2 separate regions of the Mus musculus genome follow, and region 2 is linked to region 1. A link is a loop called in an ENCODE intact Hi-C map of the cell type or tissue named here. Cell type or tissue: heart. All regions are shown on one strand. Links, peaks and the distances in the headings refer to the core of each region. The heading gives the core; the rest is flanking DNA.

Region 1 (4,387 bases), core at 206-4,205:
ATCTGAGACACAGTTCAAACCATGGAGTGATCTAGCGAGTCCCAAGCTTGGACAGTGTCACACTGTCTCAGGAGAACCTGACAGTGGCAGGTCCTGGTACAGGCTTTGCAAGTCTGTCTGATTGAGTAAAGACATAGCAGACTTCTTGGTACTCTTTTGACCCTGAGTTCACGGCTCCCTTCCCCCCCCCTTTCCCCTCTCCCTCTCCCCCCTCTCTCCCAACTGCTTTGCCCCTGGCATTATGGCTCTTGGCTCTCCTGCTCCTCTACAGTGCTCTGCTACCTGCGGAGAAGGCATCCAGCAAAGGCAGGTGGTATGCAGGAACACTTCCAGTGCCCTCGGGCCATGCGAAGGGGTCAAGCCGGACATGGTGCAGATCTGCAGCCTGCCTGCCTGTGGAGGTGAGCAGACAGGATGGGGAGGCCCCGCCCCTTCGTTCCTCCGGCCCTGTGAATGTGTAGCAGTGTGGTCTCCTGGCCCTTTGAAATTCCAAAGACAGGTTGGGCATCCCTAATCCAGAATCCCAAATGCTGCCCAATCCAGAACTCCTGGAGTGCTCACACGCTGCCACGGATGGGCGATTCCACTCCTGACTGCAGAGGATATGGTGTGATCGAAATATCAGTACCCAGTTAGCCAGCATCCTAGAGGAGACAAAAGGACCTTCCAAGACTCTTAACACTCTTATGTACGAACCTCATTTCAGTTCCCAAATCATTTAAAACATTATACAAAATTACCTGCACATTTTGGGCCTAAGAAACCAATGGGGCCATCGGGACGGCTCAGTGGATAAAGGCACTTGCTGCCAAGGCGAGGTCTACACAGTGGAAACAGAGAGATGACTCCTCCAAAGCTGTCCCCTGACCTCTGCAAATGCTCTGTGACACCCACACTAGTACACACAGGACAAAATGCAAATAAATGAAAAAAAAACAGCTGCACCCCAGGATTAGATCTGGGGCTCACCTCCTAGAGGCCTCTTTAAGTCTATGCAAATATTGCAAATCCCAGGGGGAAGACAGTGGAAGTGCTTCTGGCCCCAAGCACTCTGGGTAAAGGATGCTCTCACCCATTTGTACTTCAGCTGCATCTGTTCACAGGAGATCTCCAGAACTCTACAGTGAAGGCGGAGGTCCAGGACCCTGTGACCAAAACAGGATACCGGGAACCCCAATCCAGGCCCCTGACTCCTGAGGACAGGATCTCAACAAGTAAGTATGGTCAGGGGCCCTTCCCCTCCCCCAGCCTTACACGCAGCCCAGGGTTTGGAGTGTTAGCAATGGAGCAGGCATAGTGTCTACGTGTCTGGGTGACCTCTGAGAATCCAAATGATGTCACTCTAGTCTATGACCTACTCTGTGATTCCCCTTTAGTCCTACGTTTGGTGTTATTCCCGTGACGGCCAAACCTGATACAGACTAAAAAGAAATCATGTAGACTTCTTCTGTTGCCAGGTTTGGTGACAAGGCACTGTCCACTGTGGTGAGGGTGTCCTGTTTTATAAACCTATATAGTACGCCCCAGAGCTCTGGATTCTCATCGTGTCTGGTTTCACACTTCTGGGAACTGTAGTCATAGAGAGGAGCTGCTTTCCCCAGAGCAGCTGAAAGAAGGAATCATGGAACTGAACCAGTGTCCTCTGCTGCTGCCTCACAGGGCTAGCAATTAATTCACCCTGTGGTCTCTCCTTTCATGTCTCTGTGGATTAAGACTTTCCCTGCGTCTACTACGACATACTTCCTAGTTACCAGGGTATTACCGCGCCTCATGCAACCCTTTGACCTCTTGGCCTCTCCTCAAAACAGAAGCTGGGCAAATTCCTCAAAGCAGTTGGGGCTCTGATTCTGGCTCTGGAGCTTTGGCGCCATCTAGTGACCATTGGCTTCTATTGTCTCTGCTCCAGAGCCTGCTCTTGATCCCAGCTGCCTGAGCCACTACGTTTCTCTAAAGAGCTTTTTTTTTCTTTTTTTTAAAGATTTATTTATTATATGTAAGTACACTGTAGCCATCCTCAGACACACCAGAAGAGGGAATCAGATCTCATTACAGATGGTTGTGAGCCACCATGTGGTGGTTGTGAATTGAACTCAGGACCTCTGGAAGAGCAAGCATCCAGTGCTCTTAAGCACCTTAGCTGCAGGGAGTAACTGGGTAGCTAGGAGAGTCTAGGGCTCCATCTTCTTCCTAGAGCAGGGTTCTCATGCTTGGTTGAATCTAGACTTACCTCAGTGTCTAGGCCCTAGCCCAGACTCCCCAGGTAGAGCTTCCTGGATAAAGACCAGCGTAGCTGAGTATATGGTTGAACTAGACAGAGCTATATAGCTCTTCCTACGCACTGGAAGTTGTTGGAGGGTTCTCTAAAACAGTTTTGCCCCATCGTAGAGGTGCTGGCTCAGTAGGTCTGCACAGTGTTTGACAATTAGCCTTACCACCAAGGTTCTAATGATGCTGATACTGTGTTTGTGACGGGGAGGCAGGATGGTCCGTTTAGTTTCTCTTCCCTGTGGAAGGGTCTGACCTCCTGGGTGGAATGAGCTATGTAGTGATTCCAGCTGGGACAGAAGGAGGAAAGATGTCCCCTCCTGATGGGCACCCTTCGTGTATGTATGTACAGTGGAGCCCTGTGTGCGAGACAGATCCGTCTTCTGCCGAATGGAAGTGTTGGACCGTTACTGCACCATCCCCGGCTACCACCGTCTATGCTGTGAGTCTTGCATAAAGAAGACCTCAGGCCCCAATGCCAGCCTGGCCTTACCACCCACCTTCTCCACTCCTGGGAGTCTCTTGCCAGCACCCAAGGCCACCCTGGAGGATGTGAAGTCTACAAGGGGGCCAACCAGCCTGGAAGATCATCGGCAAAGCCAGCCCACACAGCTACCAGATGTGGCGGACAGGATCTCCCCAGTGACTCAGTATCCGGTCACCCCCCAGATGCTAAGCCCTAAAGCGTTTCCGGGCAATTCTCCTGCTACCCCACGGAGGCCACCTCAGGACTGGACCCAAACAGCTATGCCAACCTCTGAGGGTCAAGGACAGTCCAGGGAGGAACCAGGGCATGGAGGCACCAGCCTTCCCGCCACCTCCCCAGTGACATGAGCCCATCCCTCCAGTCTTTTTTACACTCTGCCTGTGGTCCCAGGGATCCTGGCTCAGAGGACTCAAGCGCAGGGGACAGGAGGTAGCACAGGTTCCCTTTTAAATTATTTGCCCTCTTGTTCTGTTTGGGGCTGTGACGCTCTTTACTCCCGTGACAGGGTTGGGGGAGGAGAGGGAGATCAGGGACTGCCCTAACCAGAAATACCTCAGCTAGCAGAGTCCGGGCTCCACTTCCCAGAGTTTTTATATGATTTGTTCCTCTAGTCTCAGTAATGCCCCTTCCCATACCCACTGGGCCATACAGGGCTGAAGCCCATGCAGGAGCCTGTCAGAGATTCTTGCTTGTCCATGACTTCTGACTACCAGGGAGGCCTGTCCAGCCATACACACACACACACACACACACACACACACACACACACACACACACACACACACCAAAGACAAAGCAGGACTCAGGAGGTAGGGCTGCACACAGGCAGACTTGGGAAGGGTCCGGGATGGATGTAGAGGTGAGGCTTCATGGCTGCAGGGTCGGGCAGGGGAGAGTTCTTCTCAGGCCTGGCTCTTGTCAGCTGATGGCTGCTAATCTCGGGCAGAGATCAGTTCACCTTTGCCGGCCATAGTGTCACTTTCGTGGCCCGATCTGTCCCTGTAGATGTCACTGCTGGTGACTCTAGGTAACAGACTGACCCTCCAATGTCACACCCAAGTCACCAGAGGAGGAGGCCTGGATACACAGCTTTGACATCCAGGAGTTAACAAGCTGGGGCTTGGTCCCTGGTTAGACCAGGATCGGTGACTTCAGTCATCACGGGGGCTTGCAGGAGACCCAGCCTGAAAGGTGACCACCGGAAAGATGTCACCTCTAAGACTGTCCCCCTCAGTCATCACTCTCTGCTGAAGTCTACTCCTCCTGGAGTTGAGGGCGGGGGCTCTTCCCTTCTGGCTTAAACTGGGCCCGAATGCGTGATGCTCAGAAGACCAGTCAGGTGGCTAGCGACTTGAGAATCCACTCAGCTGGACTGTGCAGAGGGCCCTGGCAGGATGCTAGCTGCTGTTGATCCCAGGTTAGGGTAGGGAAGATGCGTAGAGCACCTTCCATGGTCCTCAGACTCTCAGGAAATTGCCTAGACCCTCACTCAGTTTGAGGGCCAAGTGGCAGAGGTGCTTGTCTATCCACCTTCCTCCGCTGGAGGAAGGAAAGCCCCTGGCCTGCAAGCTCTGGAGAGCTGGGATGCTGGGAACTCTGCATGCTCCTCCCACTCCTGTCTCCTGCTCTGCAGGT
Region 2 (4,387 bases), core at 259-4,258, 400 kb before region 1:
GTGGGTCAGGATCTGGAGGTGGCATTTGCGAACGCTCTCTTTTAAAGCTCCTCTGATGAGTTCCTTGTGATTTCAGAGCCACTGACTTGTGCTATCTTTCCTCTTGCATGCTAAGCTTTTGTGAGCTTTTTGGGATCACCAAAGCCTTTGATGTATTTTGATGCTTTTTCTTTTCAGAGGCTTTTAGGGGCTTTCCCTTGATCTGGCGTGAAATGCTTCCTGTCCAGAAGGAAATTATGACTCTTGAATGTGTTGGCTCCTCTCTCAACAGAGCACACACTTTCAGGGGCACAGTGAGCACAAGCGGGTGGGGAACACGCTGTATCCAGGAGGAGCCAGCCCTTGCCCCTGCATGAAGCATTGGAGCGACTGTCAGTCAGAAGTGTGCACCCATCCCTAGCCAAATGCCAGCCAGTGGGAGTTCTCTTGCTTTGGATCTGACTGTGGCTCCTAGTAACCCAGCTTTGCCGTCCACCCCAATGACTGCCCAACCCCCCTCCTATAAGTTTCCAATTGGCACCAGCGTTAGTTGGCACCAGCGTCTGCTGCTTGTATCCTCAGCATCTTGGCTAATACAAGGGGACTCAGGTGGGTCATCCTGAGCCTCTGGGGGGGGGGTGTTTTCAGAGTCCAAGTTCAGTACCCCAACGATAGGGGCAGGCAGAGAGAGCATAGTAAGGTTTTGTGGTCTCTCTCTCCAAACCCCACTGCCTCTCAACAGGTCATCCACTCTTCCATGGGGACAGCGCTATTCCAAAAAGGCAGGGGTACTGATTAAGGAGCTGAGAATGTGGCCTGGAAGCTGGTAGCCCCTGATGGTCATTCATCCATTGTAAAAGGAATGGGGGACAGCAACCTGGTTTGAAAAGGAGGCTTGGGGCTATAACTTACAGCTGACTAAACAATGCTAGATGCATTTACCGTGTCTGTGTCTGTGTGTGTGTGTGTGTGTGTGTGCAGACGCGCACGCTTGCTTCCAGAAGTCAGAAGTTCCATAGCTTGCAGGTGTCAGTTCTCTCTGTCGGTTTGGGGAAATCAAACTCAGGTCATTAGGCCTCGGAGCAAAGACTTTTACCAACTGAGCCACCTCACAGGCTATACTGGATAGACTTATATCAACCTGACCCAAGCTAAAGTTATCTGAAGAAAATGCCTCCAGATAATTAGATCCAGTTTTAAGGTAATTTGTTAATTAGTGATTGATAGCAGAGGGCTCAGCCCATTGTAAGTGGTTCCATCCCTGGGCCGGTGGTCCTGAGTTCTATTGAAAAAAGCAGGCTGAGCAAGCCACAGGAAGCAAGCCTGTAAGCAGCACCCTCCATGGCCTCTGCATCAGCTCCTGTTTTGTCACAGCAATAGGGACCCTAACTAAGTCACCAGCTCAGGGTTGCTTTTGTGAAGTTTGAAGTAGCCACGCTAGCCTTGAACTCCCTATGTGGTCAAGAATGACCTTGAATTTCTAATCCTGCTGCCTCCACCTGCCCAGTTTATGGGGCTGAGGCTGACCCAGGGCTTTAAGTATGCTAAGCAGGCTATCTTCTGATTGGATTACACCCCCAGGCTTGCTTCTTTTTGTTTTGTTTTTGTTTAAGACAGGGTCTCCCTGTGGAACTCTGGCTGGCCTGGAACTACCTGTGTAGATCAGGCAGGCCTCAAGCTCACAGAGAGATGTGCCTGCCTCTTGAACACTGGCATGGAAGTCATACTACATTGTGGCTTGCTTCCTGATGGCATTTGCTGCCTACCAGGAAGCACAGAGGGCCACAGTGATGGATGCTTCGCTTGGAATTGTTCCTGAGGAAGTGAGCCTGGACTAAGGCTACTCAGGAGAGCAGTGGGGGTGGGGGTGGGGTACAGGAATCCCACCACTGCTACAGACAGAGCCAAAGCCCACCTTCTCCAGCTCTCTCCATTGTAATCTGGGTTCCTTACTTCTGGCCTCTCTAATTCCTGTCCATTTGGTAAGTGGGAGCAGGTGAGCCTTCCAAAATCCTTGGAGCAGAAAAACCTGAGCAGCTAACTGGAGTACCAAATGGACCTCCCCACCCCCCTTAATTTTAAGCCTGTAACCATTTTGCCTGCCTGTGTATCTGTGCACCATTTCGGCGCCTGGTGCCTAAAGAGGCCAGAAGAGGGCGCCAGGCCACCAACTGTTGTTACAGAAGATAGTAAGCCGAACCGCCAGTGCTCTTAACCACAGAATCTCCGTTTTAACCCCAAACAAGCCTTTTAACCTCCTAAATGCTTATTGGACCAGGCAGGCCGGTTACAATTAGATCAGTGCCTGGAGTGATCAGGCCTCACCCCCCTTCAACTGACCAAACCCTGCCATCCTGGTGCAGGGAAACAAGGTAGGGATGGTTTAGCCACACCTGTCCCAAGCCCCGTCCCTAGCTACGGCAGATGTAACCGGGTATTGTAAATGACCGGTCCTATCTCTGCATTCCCTGGCCAGTCCCAATGCCTTCCAGTCCCAATGGCCTTAAATCATGCATGTCCCCATAGCAAAGCCGTAGATCATCCTAGAGCATCTGCCCCCTCTAGAGAAGTTATAATAGAAAAGGCTTCCCCTTAGTTCCCTGGACCCACAACTTCCCAGAGCCCAGTCGCCATCTAGTGGCTGAAATGAATAAGGAGCCTGCCCCATCTGAAATGGGCTTTGCAGAATTCATCTAGTAGCTCTCTCTTGCCTGCTGCTTTCTGACTAATAACACCAGGTGTGCTCCCCCACCCCACCCTCCGCTTATCTATCTATCTATCTATCTATCTATCTATCTATCTATCTATCTATCTATCTATTTATTTATCTATTTATTATAAGACTGGGTTTCTCTGTATAACCCTGGCTGTCCTGGAACTCACTCTGTAGGCCAGGCTGGCCTTGAACTCTGAAATTTGCCTGCCTCTGCCTCCCAAGTGCTGGGATTAAAGGCATGCGCCACCACTGCCTGGTACCTTGGCTCTGTAGACCAAGCTAGTTCTGTAGACCAGGCTGGCCTTGAACTCACAGAGATCTGCCTGCCTCTGATCCTGAGTGCTGGAATTAAAGGTGGGTGCCACCATCATCTGGAAAGACTTTCAGTCCTTACTTCTGGGAACTGAATTTCTCTTATCTCCCATATTAAGCATACTCCCTCAGTCCATTGAAAGGGACTCCACACTTTAGAGAAGTAGGTGGGTGGCTCAGTGGTTAGGCACACTCACGGCTCTTCATGAGGGTCTGGGTTTGGTTCCCAGCAACCACATGTTCATTCACAACCATCAGCAACTCCAATTCCAGGGAAGCTTCTGGCTTCCGAGGGCACCAGACACACACACATGGTGCACATACATGCAGGTTATTTATTTCTTTGTTTATTTTAAGGTAAGCCAAATCCGGGCAGACTTAAAGGGGACAGAGATTGCCATCTTCCATCTTACTGTAGGTCAGGCTGAGCATGCTCTTTAGTTTCCTGTCTAGGCTCTGTGGTGACTGCTGCCTCCAGGCCAGCCTGCTCCATCTCTCAGTACCACACTGCTCACCCTCTTCTGCTTCCTAGTGTAACTTCATATAGAAGGTTGTTTCCTGCCTCTGTACTGGATACATCTTAGGGGCGGCAGCCATGGCTTATCCAGTTTCAAATGCTACCACCATCTGATGCACAGCTAAAGCAGAGGTGGAGAGTGAAGGTTGGTACCTACTTCTTTTTTTTCTTCTTTTAAAGAGGCATTTTTTATTTATTGTGTATACGTAAACTGTAGCTGTCTTCAGACACACCAGAAGAGGGCATCAGATCTCATTACAGGTGGTTGTGAGCCACCATGTGGTTGCTGGGATTTGAACTCAGGACCTCTGGAAGAACAGTCAGTGCTCTTAACCTCTGAGCCATCTCTCCAGCCCTGGTACCTACTTCTAAAAGCAATGAATTTTCCTCTATGCACTGCTTTAGCTGCCCGGCATGGCACAGGCTGTTTTCTGTTCTTTTCAGGGTTATTGGCACTTTCCAACAGGGGGAGAGGTGGTCCCATACTACCTAGGCTGCCCTTGGTCTTCCTGCATCCACATCCTAAGTGCTGGGATTACAGATGTGCATCACCTTGCCAGTTACTGTATCTGATAGTATCAAACTACCTCTGACCAGGAAAGGAGAATTCTTCTCACCTCACCGGAAAACCAAAGCTCAAAGCTAAGGAAACTTGGTTTGAGAATACACGGTGGTACAGTGATTCTGCCCCCTACTTGACCTCAGGATTCATGGTCCATCAAGTAATCTGGGGACATGTTGTGAGTTTGAGCTTCTGCTCTGGCTCAGCTATTTCCCAGTTCCTTGTCTTCTTTGAAACCATTATGCCACCTGTAAAACCCATTAGGGCTCCTTGATTAAACCAGGAGAGGGCCTTGACTTCC

What was found. Hi-C counts contacts between places; a loop is a spot of excess contacts. Peaks named below come from ENCODE experiments on the same cell type or tissue, not always from the same donor. Only the 100,000 strongest peaks of a DNase experiment are listed, where the experiment ranks them.
Region 2: it touches region 1 in a loop (3-fold over the local background); 3 of 42 quality-filtered maps call a loop at or near these places.

The regions. Positions count from the first base shown.
Region 1 is chr10:61,197,190-61,201,576 of GRCm38, reverse strand. It overlaps Adamts14 (a disintegrin-like and metallopeptidase (reprolysin type) with thrombospondin type 1 motif, 14), which reads left to right. Exons shown (of 22, transcript NM_001081127.2): 20 at 272-401; 21 at 1,104-1,214; 22 at 2,618-4,387. The coding sequence ends at 3,099. Among named protein-coding and RNA genes, the nearest start is that of Gm29861, 17 kb to the left of the region's middle. In heart, for the core only: a CTCF peak has its summit at 1,870 (motif pointing left); DNase peaks (open chromatin) are centred at 1,816 and 3,029; H3K27me3 peaks cover 1,500 bases.
Region 2 is chr10:61,600,702-61,605,088 of GRCm38, reverse strand. All of the region lies in intron 1 of Npffr1 (neuropeptide FF receptor 1), which reads right to left. Among named protein-coding and RNA genes, the nearest start is that of Npffr1, 7.6 kb to the right of the region's middle. In heart, for the core only: a CTCF peak has its summit at 2,627 (motif pointing left); no DNase peak of the experiment used is centred there; H3K4me3 peaks cover 423 bases; H3K27me3 peaks cover 885 bases.